2 separate regions of the Homo sapiens genome follow, and region 1 is linked to region 2. A link is an interaction called in ENCODE POLR2A ChIA-PET data of the cell type or tissue named here. Cell type or tissue: B cell. All regions are shown on one strand. Each heading gives the region's core, and the rest is flanking DNA. Links, peaks and the distances in the headings are about the cores only. Region 1 holds the start of TMEM82 (transmembrane protein 82). Region 2 overlaps DDI2 (DDI proteasomal shuttling factor 2).

Region 1 (6,715 bases), core at 851-4,850, 120 kb after region 2:
CCCTGGGCTGAAGGGTCAGAGCCCACACTTCAGGCTGCAAGAGGACAGGACCCACACCTAAGGCGGGGCAGGACAGATGGAGCCTGGGACTTCGAAGGGGCATTGGGTGGTTCAAGCCCTCAAGGAAGATTGCTATTTTTTTTTTTTTTTTTTTTTTTTAGACAGAGTGTTGCTCTGTTGCCCAGGCTGGAGTGCAATGGTGTGATCTCAGCTCACTGCAACCTCCGCCTCCTGGGTTCAAGCCATTCTCCTGCCTCAGCCTCCCGAGTAGCTGGGATTACAGGTGCCTGCCACCACGCCCGGCTAATTTTTTGTATTTTTAGTAGAGACAGAGTTTTACCATATTGGTCAGGCTGGTCTCGAACTCCTGACCTTGTGATCTGCCCACCTTGGCCTCCCAAAGTGCTGGGATTACAAGTGTAAGCCACTGCGCCTGTCCTCCCTCAAGGAAGATTTCAAGTAAAGTGGATGCCAGACTTTAGCAGGGACAGAGACCAGAGACCAGCCCAGAGACACCTGTCCCTTCACCCCACACTGCCCAAATGGGGAGCCCGGGCAGCAGCTGGCTCCAGGCACCCCGTGTGCCTGGAGCTGGGACCTTGCCCTTCTGGGCCTCGAAGGGTTAACACCCCTGGCTCTCCTCCCCTCCCCTCCCCTGGGCCTTTGACCCCTCCCAGCCTCTCTCCTTCCCTCCACCGACACCTTTGCCCAGTGACGTTGGTCTGTCCTTACGCAGACCTGGCCGGAGGCTGGGGCTCCTTCCGGGGCTGCCATGTTCTCTCTTCCATCCCTCCCCTCCTGGCTCCCCGGCCTCCCCTCCCTCGAGTGGGGCTCTAGCCTCCTTGACTCCCTCCTGCAAGGTGAGCACCTCGCCCCATTCCTGCCTTGGCCCCGCCCCCTTCCAGCTCTTTGCAGTGCAGGGTGGACCCCACCCACCTGGTCTCCCGACACCCCTGCCCCTTGGCCGCCCCCTCTGACCCTACCAATGAAGCCTGCCCTCCTAACACCCCTGCACGCTGCCTCGCTGCCTCCCTCCCGCCCCCTCAGGCCTGATCGGGGCCCTTGGAGTCTTGGTCCTGAACAGCCTCCTGAAAGTTTACTTCTTCGTGGGCTGTGCCAAGTGAGTGCCCACCTCATCCCCCCAGGGAATGTGGCTGGGGGCACGGGGACCCCCACCAGGGGTCGAAGGTGGCAGTTCTGCACCCCTGCCCACACCCATTCTGTCCCCAAAGTGACCCGCAGCGGCGACCCGAAAAGGAGCGGCTTCGGGCCCAGTGGGCCTCCCTGGAAACGGTGCACCTGGCAGGGCTGGCCCTGTTTCTGACGGTCGTGGGGTCCCGGGTGGCTGCCCTCGTGGTGCTCGAGTTCTCCCTCCGGGCCGTGTCCACGCTGCTGTCCCTGGGCAAGGTGAGGCCTCCGGGAAGGCAGTGGGTGGATCACTCCCCAGCCCAGGGCCCGGGCTCACCCCCGGAATGTGGGCAGCAGGGCCCAGGTCCAGCATCCCAGCCTCTTCGCCGTATTTTCCGTAAGACTGAGAACAGAGGCTGCAGGTTGCACCTTTGGGTTTGGTTGCGGAAGCGGCCACACTCACAGTGGACACAGTCCCAGTCCCAAGAAGACAAGAGCGACAGTTTCTGTAGATCCGGCCCCCCAAATGCCAGGCCCTGCGCCGAGTGCACCGTGTGCATCACGTAATCCTCACAGCCACAGGGGTAAAGGTTTGCTCTGATTCCCCATTTCACAGATGGGGAAACTAAGGCTCAGAGAGTATGTGGCTTGTCTATGGTCAACAGATAGAGTCAGGCTTTGGACCCAGGTCTCTGAGACTCTGAACCACCACCCTTCAGCTAACAGATGGGCCCCAAGTACTAAGACATGATTGAAGGCTGGGCGTGGTGGCTCACGCCTGTAATCCCAGCACTTTGGGAGGCCGAGGCAGGCGGATCACCTGAGGTTAGGATTTCGAGACCAGCCTGGCCAACATGGAGAAACCCCATCTCTAAAAACAAAAACAAACAAACAAAAAAATTAGCTGGGCATGGTGGCGGGTGCCTGTAATCCCAGCTTCTTGGGAGGCTGAGGCAGGAGAATTGCTTGAACCCAGGAGGCGGAGGTTGCAGTGAGCGGAGATCGAGCCACTGTACTCCAGCCTGGGTGACAGAGCAAGACTCTGTCTAAAAAAAAAAACAAAACAAAACCCATATGATTGAAATTAAGGTGAGAGAGATGATCCCCTAGGGCTTCATCTGAAGCCGATGTGGCCCCTTCGGGAACCATCCCCAAGGTCCCTTCAGGCTCCGGCTTCCTGTGGTGGGCAGCACCTGTGGTGAGGCAGCCCCCACATCTCGGCCCCTCTTCGGCACTCCCCGCAGGGCTCCCAGGGTGCCGCCGAGAGGCTGCAGCTCTACCTGCTGTGCCAGTACTCGCTGGGCTGCGGGCTGACCTGTGGCCTGAGCTTCCTGCAGGAGGGCGCCCCTCACCGCACGCTGAACCTGCTGCTGAGCCTCGGGCTGGCCACGCTGCTGGGCCTGGGTGCCCGGCGCCTCCACCGCCACGTCTGCCGCCTCTACGAGCTGCACAGCAGCCAGCGCTACTGTGGGGTGTGCCTGGGCCTGCTGGCCCATGCACATGGCCTCCCCCAGCTGCTGGGCCGTGCCCTGGCCATAGCCTTTGCCGTGGGTGACCTGGCAGCTGTGGCCCTCATCAACCAGGACTTCCTGACCACCTCGGAGGCCATGCGGTTCTGGACACCGCTCACCATCTGCTACACGCTGCTGGTCATCTACATGCAGGGTGAGCGCTGCGGGGCCTGCTCCATTCAATCCACGCACATCCCTCTGTCTGGGTCAGGCTCCGGGGAGGCCGAGAGCCATCAGCCCTCACTCTTGCCATCCCAGAGAGCCTGGTCAGGACAGAGGCTGTGTGGCGGGGGCAGTGCAGAGAAGCAGCATGTAGTGGGCACCCTGAGGTTGTAGTCTTTAGATTGGGCTTTGAAGGATGAGCAGGAGATCCCTAAGAGAAGCGAGGCAGGGAACAGAATCTTGGACAGAGAGAACCGCATGTGCCAATGCCCAGAGGGGAGAGAGGGCATGGCCGTGCCAAACAAGCCACAGGAGTCCAGTGTGGCTGTCACCCCAAGGGCACAGGGAAGGGGTGAGGCTGGCCAGGTTCGAAGGGGCCTGTTGGAGAGCCCTCAACAGCCAGGCGGGGAAGTCTGATGAGAGGCTGCTGTCCAAGTTTGTTTATGTTTTTGTTTTGTTTTGCTTTTCTGTTTTTTGAGATAGGGTTTTGCTTGGTGGCCCAGGCTAGAGTGCAGTGGCACGATCATGGCTCACCGCAGCCTTGACCTTCTGGGCTCAAGTGATTCTCCCACCTCAGCCTCCCAAGTTGTGGGGATTACAGGCACACACCACTATGCCAGGCTAATTTTATTTTTTGTAGAGAAGGGGTCAGCCGGGCACAGTGGCTCATGCCTATAATCCCTGCACTTTGAGAAGCTGAGACAGGCAAATCACGTGAGGTCAGGAGTTCAAGACCAGCCTAACCAACATGGTAAAACCCTGCCTGTACTAAAAATACAAAATTAGCCCAGTGTGGTGGTCCATGCCTGTAATCCAGCTACTCAGGAGGCTGAGGCACAAGAATCGCTTGAACCCAGGAGGTAGAGGTTGCAGTGAGCCAGGATCGAACCACTGCACTCCAGCCTGGGCGACAGAGAGAGATTCTGGAAAGAAAGAAAGAGAGAAAGAGAGAGAGAAAGAGAGAAAGAGAGAAAGAGAGAGAGAGAGAAAGAGAGAGAGAGAGAAAGAGAGAAGGAGGTCTTGGCCGGGCATAGTGGCTCACGCCTGTAATCCCAGCACTTTGGGAGGCTAAGGCAGGTGGATCACCTGAGGTCAGGAGTTTGAGACCAGCTTGGCCAATGTGGTGAAACCCCCGTCTCTACTAGAAATATAAAAATTAGCCAGGTGTGGTGGCAGGGGCCTGTAATCCCAGCTACTTGGGAGGCAGGAGAATTGCTTGAACCTGGGAGGCGGAGGTTGCAGTGAGCCAAGATCGCACCATTGCACTCCAATCTGGGCAACAGGGGCGAAACTCCATCTCAAACAAAAAAAAAAAAAAAAAAGAAGGGGTCTTGCCATGTTGCCCAGGCTGGTCTTGAACTCTTGGGCTCAAGCAATCCACCTGCCTCAGCTTCCCGAAGTGCTGGGATTACAGGCGTGAGCCACTGTGCCCGGCTTACTGCAGGGTTTTTTTTTGTTGTTGTTTTGTTTTGAGATGGAGTCTTGCTCTGTCGCCCAGGCTAGAGTGATCTCGGCTCACTGCAACCTCCAACTCCTGGGTTCAATCAATTCTCCTGCCTCAGCCTCCCAAGTAGCTGGACTCTGTCTCAAAAAACAAACAAACAAAAAAACGGGGCCAAGCATGCTGGCTCATGCCTGTAAACCCAGCACTTTCGGAGGCTGAGGCAGGCAAATCACTTGAGGTCAGGAGTTCAAAACCAGCCTGGCCAACATAGTGAAACCCCGTCTCTACTAAAAATACAAAAAATTAGCCAGGTGTGGTGGTGGTGAGCCAAGATCATGCCACTGCACTCCAGCCTGGGCGACAGAGTAAGACTGTCTCAAAAAAAAAAAAAAAAAAAGAACAGAAGCCGGGAGCCTGGCAAGGAGGCTTCTTGGAAAGAGGAAGGTGGTTTGGGCCCAGGTGGGTCCATGGGAGTGGCGAGAGGTGTTCAGCTGGGAATGTGCTTGGCAGAAGGAGTTGCCAGGGCTAACTGAGGGACTAGAGGCGGGTGTGCGGAAAAGAAAGGAGTCAGACCGACTCCTGCCACTGCGAGGCTGCGAGGCTGTGGGGCTCTGGCCTGGACCAGTTGGAGGCCTGTGGGCTGGGCAGTGAGTCCTGGAGGCAGAGCACCTGGTGCCCTGCAGATACTCGGAGCAGGGATGGGGACCAGGAGGATGTGATGGGAGGAGGGCTGCACGGGAGGGGAAGGCTCATCCTGTGGAGGGTGGGTCAGGGAGCAGGGAGGTCCAGTCCGGGGTGTGTGGTCGGACGGTGACAGGCACCCGCATCCCACAGAGGAGCAGCGGCAGCACCCCGGCCTGCAGAGCCAGGTGCAGACGGTGCTGGTGCGCATGGGCGGCCTCTTCGTGCTGCTGCTGACTGTGGGTCGCTGGCTGGACCTGCTGGGCATCCTTGTCTCCCTACTGGGCGAGCTCTGGTGTCTCGTGGGCGTCCGCACCCTGCTTGACCTCTGCCAGATACAGGTGGGCACCCCCATCCCATGTGTCCCCCAGACAATGAACCCTGCTTCAAACAGCCCAGGAGCCTCAAGAGGCTCAAGTTTAAGAAGAGCCAGCTGGGCACGGTCTCTCACACCTGTAATCCCAAATACTCAGGAGGCTGAGACCTGAGAATCACTTGAACCCAGGAGGTAGAGGTTGCAGTGAGCCAAGATCTTGCCACTGCACTCCAGTCTGGGCAACAGAGTGAGACTCCATCTCCAAAAAAAAAAAAGACAGAGCCAGGGTGACTTCCCTTGGGGGTCAGGGGCAGAGGGAGCTGGAATCACCTCTCCCACCCTCTTTCACCAGGCCAGGGCTGTCCTCCAGGTCACTAGCACCCCCCACCCTGTCCACAGCCCTCTCCAGCAACAACCCAGAGGCCCAAGGGGGAGGAAGTGCCCGGGTCACTGGAGGCCCAAGGCCCGCAGGGGGATGGGTGAATGGGTGGTGTCATTCTCAACGCTTTTCCTCAGGATTTTCCATCCCAGAGGCCTCCAGTGTCAACACCAAGCCAGCCCCTGCCCTCGGCACCCCAGTCCCAGAGTTCGGCCCCCTCTTGACCTGCCTCAGGGAGGATCTGGAGTCTGTCTCAAGCCCACTAGCCTGATCTCCGAGGCCTTGACCCCAGGGCGATGCCTGGAGGCAGAGTGGCAGAGCTGGCCTCCTGCCCAGAGCTCAGCACAGGCCCTGGGAGCCCCGAGAAGGGAAGGCAGGATTTGGGGATGGGAGCCTCTGGAGAGGGGACACCTGGGGACCCCTGGTTGAACCCTCTTTTTCTTGGGGTGGGCAATGATGCAGCCTCTCAGACCTGCCTTCCTGGGCAGGGGTGGGGGTGCATCCTCAGGAGGGCTCCCCCTTTACTGGTCTCCCTTCCCTTCTCCATGAACAATAAAGACGATGTCTTTCTCAACCTGTGCTTAGAATCACGAACACACAGAGGCCAGGCGTGGTGGCTCACGCCTGTAATCCCAATACGTTCGGAGGCTAAGGTGGGCAGATCACCTAAGGTCAGGAGTTCAAGACCAGCCTGGCCAAGATGGCGAAACCCTGTCTCTACTAAAAATACAAAAATTAGCTGGGCATGGTGGTGGGTGCCTGTAATCCTAGCTACTGAGGAGGCTGAGGCAGGAGAACTGCTTGAACCTGGGAGGCGGAGGTTGCAGTGAGCCGAGATTCGTGCCACTGCACTCCAGCCTGGGTGACAGAGCAAGACTCTGTCTCAGAAACAAAACAACAACAACAAAGAATAATCACAAACACAGAGAGCAGGAAAGAGGCTTTTCTGAGGCCACACAGCTCTTCTGGCAGGTCCTGGGATATGTGCCTCAGGCTGGCCTGGGCTGGGTCCCCTGGGGGACGTGGCTCCTTGCAGACTGAGCAAAACCATTCTGGGTAGAGAACTGGGTAGAGTGGTGGGGGGGCATGTAGTA
Region 2 (6,715 bases), core at 1,950-5,949:
AGAATGCCGGCAGCGGATCCCCTTTTGTTTTTATTGGTAGAGATTTGAAGCCATGTCTAATAGATACTGAATGTTTGGTTGGAAGATCACATGGATTTATTTTGGGACTTTTGCTGCAAAATAATTGTCTTTCTTGGACTCTTAAGCCTATTTAAACAAAAAGAAATCAGTTCTTTGTGGCAATTACAATTTTAGCTAAGCTTTAGTTGATCTCATTTATGTCCTTAGATTAAAATGGAGCACAGCTGCTGCTTCGTCAGTGTGAGGAACGTGTGCGCCTCACCCAGGTTCTTCAGTCTAGTGTTTCCAGGAAATTGGCGCTGAAGCAACATTTCATATTTCATAGACATGCTCAATGTGGTGGTTATCTAGATTTTACATTTTTATTGTTAGATCATGCTGCCTTCCTTTAAAAAATGCTATTGTCTGCTGAGGAAATATTGTGGCAACTAAGCAGTGATGGAGTGAAGTATGGCATCTGTGAAGTGGGAGTCAGAGCGGGCAGTTGGTGGTGTTTCTTCATGTCCAGGGCATGGGGATGCGTTGAGCAGTGGACAGTATTTTGATCCTCTTAGTGGATAGAGTCTCTTAGTGGCAATGGATGGCTTAGTAGTACTTGTTAAAATCACCCAGCTAATTCACCAGGCCACTTTAGGGTTATGTTCGGGAAAGCTGTATATGATACTCCTGGAGTAATGGGCTTTGAAATTAGACAGTTCCAATTGCAGTTTTCTTCTTCTTTTTTTTTTTTTTTTTTTTTTAAGAGACAAGATCTTATTCTGTTGCCCAGGCTGGAGTGCAGTGGTACAATCATAACTCACTGCAACCTCGAACTCCTGGGCTCAGGTGATCCTCCAGCTTCAGTCTCCCAAATAGTTGAGACTACAGGCATATGCTACCATGCCTGGCTTATTATTATTATTATTATTATTATTTTAGAGATGGGGTCTTGCTGTATTGCCCAGGCTGGCTTTGCATTCCTGGCCTCAAATGATCTTCCTACCTCATCCTCCCAAAGTTTTGGAATTAAGGCGTGAGCCATGGCACCCAGCCTGCATAGGATCATTTTGATTCTCCTGAGTTTGCTTCCTCCTTGTAAATAAATAAATTTTCTCTTATAAATAGTTAGTGGCCGGGCGCAGTGACTCACGTCTGTAATCCCAGCACTTTAGGAGGCCAAGGCGGGCAGATCACAAGGTTAGGAGATCGAGACCATCCTGGCTAACATGGTGAAACCCCGTCTCTACAAAAAATACAAAAAAAAAATTAGCCGCTTGTGGGGGCAGGTGCCTGTAGTCCCAGCTACTCAGGAGGCTGAAGCAGGAGAACCTGGGAGGCGGAGCTTACAGTGAGCCGAGATCCCGCCACTGCACCCCAGCCTGGGCGAGAGCGAGACTCCGTCTCAAAATAAATAAATAAATAAATACCGTTAAAATGTGCCTCTGCTCCCAGGAGACTGTTCATGTATCTCTAAATATACTGATAGTTGAATTTCTGAAACTGGAAAATTAAAGAGTAGGTTGTTGACAGTGGCTTCACAGTGTTGATGCTATGCTGTAAGAGCCTGCCTACCTGCCATTTCTCTTGACATACCTCTTTTTTCTTGTTGCACACCTCAACCTGTGACGCTCATCACTTCTGGTTTATGTGTTTTTTCCAAGCAGTCTCACAAGTTATAATATGACTCTCAGTTGTTTTGCTGAAATTCTGTGTTGATGGTGATGTACTTTTACTGTGAAATTTGTGTTTAAATGAGGGTGTGTGAATGGGATGATGGGAGTGACAGTTGCAGTCTGTTGAAATGTGGTTCTTTTTTTGTTTGTTTTTGTTTTTTAAGAGACAGGGTCTTACTCTGTTGCCCCAGGCTGGAGTGCAGTGGTGCAACCGCAGCTCACTACAGCCTGGACCTCCTGGGCTCAAGCAATCCTCCTGCCTCAGACTCCTAAGTAGCTGAGACTACAGTCACATGCTACCATGGCTGGCTATTTAAAATTTTTTTTTTTTAGATATGCGGTCTCACTATGTTGCCCAGGCTGGTCTCAAACTCCAGGGCTTAACCCATTTGTGCTTAGCCTTCCAATGGAACGCTAAGCTTGTGGGAGTTATATCCTACTACTCAAGGTCATTGCCAAGGTATGATTTTTTCACAAAAGAAAATTTGCAACCTCTGGCCTAAATGGGTTAAGTGATGCTCACACCTCAGCCTCCCCAAGTGCTAGGATTATAGGCATGAGCCATCATACCAGATCTGAAATGTGTTTTAACTCAGCGAGTTGAGCATTAAGGACTTAATAGTATTTTTTTTCAAGTCATGCATAAAACTTGTATAATTGGGCCTACAAATTTGCTCATATTCAGAAGAATTTGATTTTGGTAGGAACTCATTTTCCTGTTCTGTTCCTCATGTCTATAAATTCTGAGAGCAGATATGGCATAATCACTTTTTTTCCAGTTTAAATGCTGTGTTTTCAGTTTTTATTTCAGGTAACCTTACTATGAAAGCTGTAAGGAAACATAGAATGATAATGTTAGCAGAGAGAACTGGAAGGGACAGCTGTAATGATGATCTAGCCCACCTGCTTGCTTGACACATGGGAAGGGTGAGGTCTGGACCTGCTGAGTGTCATGCCCCTCGCAGGGAGTTACTGGCAAGGATAGAACTCATGTTCCTCAGTTCGCATGTGGCCTGGTGAAAAATCATTAGGAGGAAAACCTTTCAAAGCCTGAGTTTGTTCTGAATGCCTTTCTGGAGTATGTAATAATGCAGGGCAGATTTTATGTTTTTTCATGATAAAATTATAGTGTACCTTTGTTCTTTCTATCTGCAACACATTATTTCATCTATTTGTGCTGTCAGGTTTTTTTCAGTTTGATTACACATCATAAAATATTTTTATTAGTAGTACATTCCTAATTCTTTTTTCCACTTGTATTTAGTTGTTATTTTCTTAGTTTCACTTTATTTTCCAGTCTCCCCCCTCCCACCACCCCACCAAGATGGAATCTTGCTTGCCCAGGCTAGGGTGCAGTGGTGCGATCTCAGCCCTGCAACCTTTGCCTCCCGGGTTTAAGCAATTCTCCTGCCACAGCCTCTGGAGTAGCTGGGATTACAGGCACGTGCCACGACACTGGGCTAATTTTTGTATTTTTAGTAGAGACGGAGTTTCACCATGTTGGCCAGGCTGGTCTCGAACCCCTGACCTCGTGATCCACCCGCCTTGGCCTCCCAAAGTGCTGGAATTACAGGCGTGAGCCAGCGTGCCCGGCCCAGAGTGATAAAACTTTGGGGGTGGTAGAAGAGAAGGAAGATTGCAGTGCAGGAAGGATGATATTTGGGACCCTTTTGCCAGTGTTCAAGATTATTTCAAAGTGCACACTTTATTTAATAGTACTGTAGTTAGTTAGCATACCCAGAATAAATCATTCCCTTTTCCTCCCTGCTAAAAATTAAATCTAAAATTATATCCATTTCCATAAATTCATTCATTCTTTAGTTCAACAAATATTTGAGCATCAGTTATATAACAGGCCCTGTTCTAAGCATTTATGATCTCGTGAATGAAACAAAGTCTTTGTCCTCAAGTAGTTTACATTTAATGGGGCAGAAGGACAATAAGTAAATATATATTGTGTTAGTTGAGAGTACATTTTAAATAACATAGTAGGGAAGAACTCTAAAGAGTAATGTTTGATCAGAGACGTAAAAGGAAAAAAATGAGTGGAAAAAGAACATTCCTCAGGTAGAGAAAACAAGAGAAACAGCCCTGAAGGGGAAGTTGATCCCTGTTGTTTGAGGAACAGCAGTCATAGTGAAAGGCGAAGTCAGGAGAGCCAGGGACCACATTGTTTGGTCCTGCTAGGTGACGGGAAGGACTGTGGGTTTTGTTCTGGATGTGGTGGGAATCCACTGGAGGGTTTGAAAGGAGGGTGACATCTGATTCAGGGGAAAACTGGTCCTTCTGCCTTGCGCTGTGTTACTTCTCAGTGCTTTATACTGTTGTATATCTTTTCTTGTTGTAGATCGTCTATGCGGAAAGACCTCTCACAGACAACCACAGATCATTGGCTTCTTATGGCTTGAAAGATGGGGACGTTGTGATTTTACGACAGAAGGAGAATGCAGACCCTCGACCTCCAGTGCAGTTCCCAAGTAAGACATCTGGTGGTTGAGCATCCCCCAGCAGAACCATCAGCAGGTAGCAGAGCATAGCACCTCAGAGTTTTGGATTCGCTTTGGATTCAGACTACAGAATACAGATCCTGACTCTGCCTTTTCCCTGCCGTGTAACCTTGAACAAGTATTTTAATGTCTCTAAATTGGTTTCCTCTTCTATAAGTTAGGTGCCATAATTAACCCCAACTCCTAAAGCTGACGTGAGGCTAATGCATGTAAAATCTTAGCACACAGCAAGCCCTCAATAAATGTTAGCTTCTGTTATCAGTGATAATTATACAATAATCTTTATCCTTGGGAAGGACTTGAAAGAATACATAAGCCTATGATTTTGCTACTTTGTGTCTGTCCTTCAGTGGCCAGCCTTTCTGGAGCATTTTATAGCCAGCCAGGCACTTGGAGCTGCATTTCACATGATCTCATAACTTGGTTGTGGGGGGATTTACATACTAATTTGCATAATAATTTATAATTATGAAGCTCAGATTTTAAATGGTGTCTTTAAAGTTACATAGCTATTAAGTGAGGGCACAGGAATTAAAATTTGATGCTTTTTCCATTATGCTGAACTTGATAAACATTAAGCAGCTTGACCACCAAGTTGTGGTTCTTTCCTACCAGCTGTGTTAATCACATACAAAGAAACGTTTATCTATCTTTGATGCTGCTTTTATAATAGATGTTTATAGTCTGAACTCTGTGCATTGGGATTTAGTAGGTTCTATGTCACTGAAATAATATGCAGAATTGTGTGGATGTGAATGTGTGTGTGCACTGGATAGAGAGAGGGTCATAGCTTTGTTCAGATACTTGAAGTGGCTCATGATCCACAAAATGATTATAAGGTCTTAATGTGAAACAGCTTGGTGAAATGTGTGGTTTTTTTCCATTCGCTGCCATATTCAGATAGATTTTCTTAAATAGTGTTTAGCCTGTAGGTCACCAGTTTTAAAGTTTATGGTGACAGATGCTGGCAGAGTCTGGGTGATGACAGACTGACTGCAGTTTTAACCACAGTGTTTCCATTCAGCCTGAAACTGGAACTTACTGAGACCATCAAGGACCGGCTCCACCAGATCTGGAAGACATTAGTCCCTTGGGGCCACAGTTAAACTTTAGAAAGAAGTTAAAACTTCTTTCTGAAGAAGTTAAACGTATTTAAACAACTATGACAATCAGTAAAAACCACATCTTCCTTTGGTTAATTTGATGAGATTATTAATTCCGGAATTTACTTCTTTTTTTTTTTCCTCTGCATTGTTGTTTATGGACAAGAGAGCCTGTAACAGGTTGGGGCAGGAGTGATCTGGTCTATTAAGTAAACATGTTTTTGAGAATTATTCTGAAGTGAATGGACTCTCAAGATAATGTATAACAGGAGTGGAGATAAAATTTCTTGACCTGCAAAGAGGGCCCACCCATATATGTTTTTCTGGCTGGTATAGATTAACTACCTCACAGAGATCATCCTCTTCACTTCACCATTTCCTTGGTTGGGAGTTGAAGAAAGTGGCTAGTTGAACCCCTGCTAAAGGGTAGAAATGTTACATCATGAGTTTAAGCATTCTCTTTTTCTATCTGAGGTCCAAAAAGGCTTCAGGATAGTCCCAGACTTGAGACAAGTTTGTTTGTTTTTTGATTTTTTAGTTTATTTAAAATCCTTAATAGTGCAAGGATTGTGCTATAATTCTGATCACTGTGGAATTGCTTAGTGTACTGTCATTTATAACATTAAGCACAGTTATCCTTAAGAAAAGTATTCAGTTGTTCAGACAAGTTTGACCATCAACTATATTTTTTGGAGTTGAAGGAATGTCGATTGACTCAGGCCTAGCCCCTCATTCTGGCTCTCCTTGTTTACTTTTCTCTTTTTCATTTTTCTTTTTTAAATAACAGTTTTATTGAGATAGAATTCATGCATTTAAATGATTTTTTTTTACTATATTCATGAGTTGTGTAACCATCACCACAATCCATTTTAGCGTATTTTCATTACCTTAAAAAGAAATCCTATACCCATTTATAGTCATTTCCCATTTCCCCCTAGTCTCCGCAGCCTAGACAACTACAAGTCTACTTTCTGTCTCTATGTATTTACCTATTTGGAACATTTCATATAAATGGGGTCATACAATATGTGAGTCCGTTGTGTAAGGATTAAAATTCCCTTTTATCTTCCTTTCATTTTAGTAAGGTCAGTTCCACCTGGCATATAGAACCTGGGAGTTGTAGCTTCTAAACTGTGGTAGCTTTTGGTGTATTCAGCACTGAGAACCTATGCAAGTCCCTTTTCTTCTTTCTTTTCTATAAAATGATGACACTGTTTAGCTCCCCAAGGGCATGAGAAGAGTTAGCAGAGATGCACAGATTAAAGTATAAATTCAGAGAACTATTAAGAACTTCCCTGAGCCAATACGTTTAGCACTGACTTGCAGAATTTAGCATCTAATATTTATGCTGCTCACTTGACATATATAATATCCTTTGATCCGGCCGGGCACAGTGGCTCACACTTATAATCCCAGCACTTTGGGAGGCTGA

The links. ChIA-PET counts read pairs that join two places held together with the same protein. Peaks named below come from ENCODE experiments on the same cell type or tissue, not always from the same donor. Only the 100,000 strongest peaks of a DNase experiment are listed, where the experiment ranks them.
Region 1: POLR2A ChIA-PET joins it to region 2 with 6 read pairs; 6 of 35 experiments call an interaction of 5 or more read pairs at or near these places.

The regions. Positions count from the first base shown.
Region 1 is chr1:15,741,788-15,748,502 of GRCh38, forward strand. TMEM82 (transmembrane protein 82) reads left to right here and starts at 712. Exons shown (of 6, transcript NM_001013641.3): 1 at 712-860; 2 at 1,048-1,120; 3 at 1,233-1,407; 4 at 2,373-2,793; 5 at 5,080-5,267; 6 at 5,759-6,195. The coding sequence starts at 773. The coding sequence ends at 5,845. The region is part of intron 1 of SLC25A34-AS1 (SLC25A34 and TMEM82 antisense RNA 1); the gene reads right to left. RefSeq lists enhancers at 293-1,073, 2,034-2,547, 2,548-3,060. In B cell, for the core only: no CTCF peak of the experiment used is centred there; no DNase peak of the experiment used is centred there.
Region 2 is chr1:15,622,649-15,629,363 of GRCh38, forward strand. DDI2 (DDI proteasomal shuttling factor 2) reads left to right here. Exons shown (of 10, transcript NM_032341.5): 2 at 4,021-4,150. Among named protein-coding and RNA genes, the nearest start is that of DDI2, 8.5 kb to the left of the region's middle. In B cell, for the core only: no CTCF peak of the experiment used is centred there; no DNase peak of the experiment used is centred there; H3K27ac peaks cover 2,152 bases.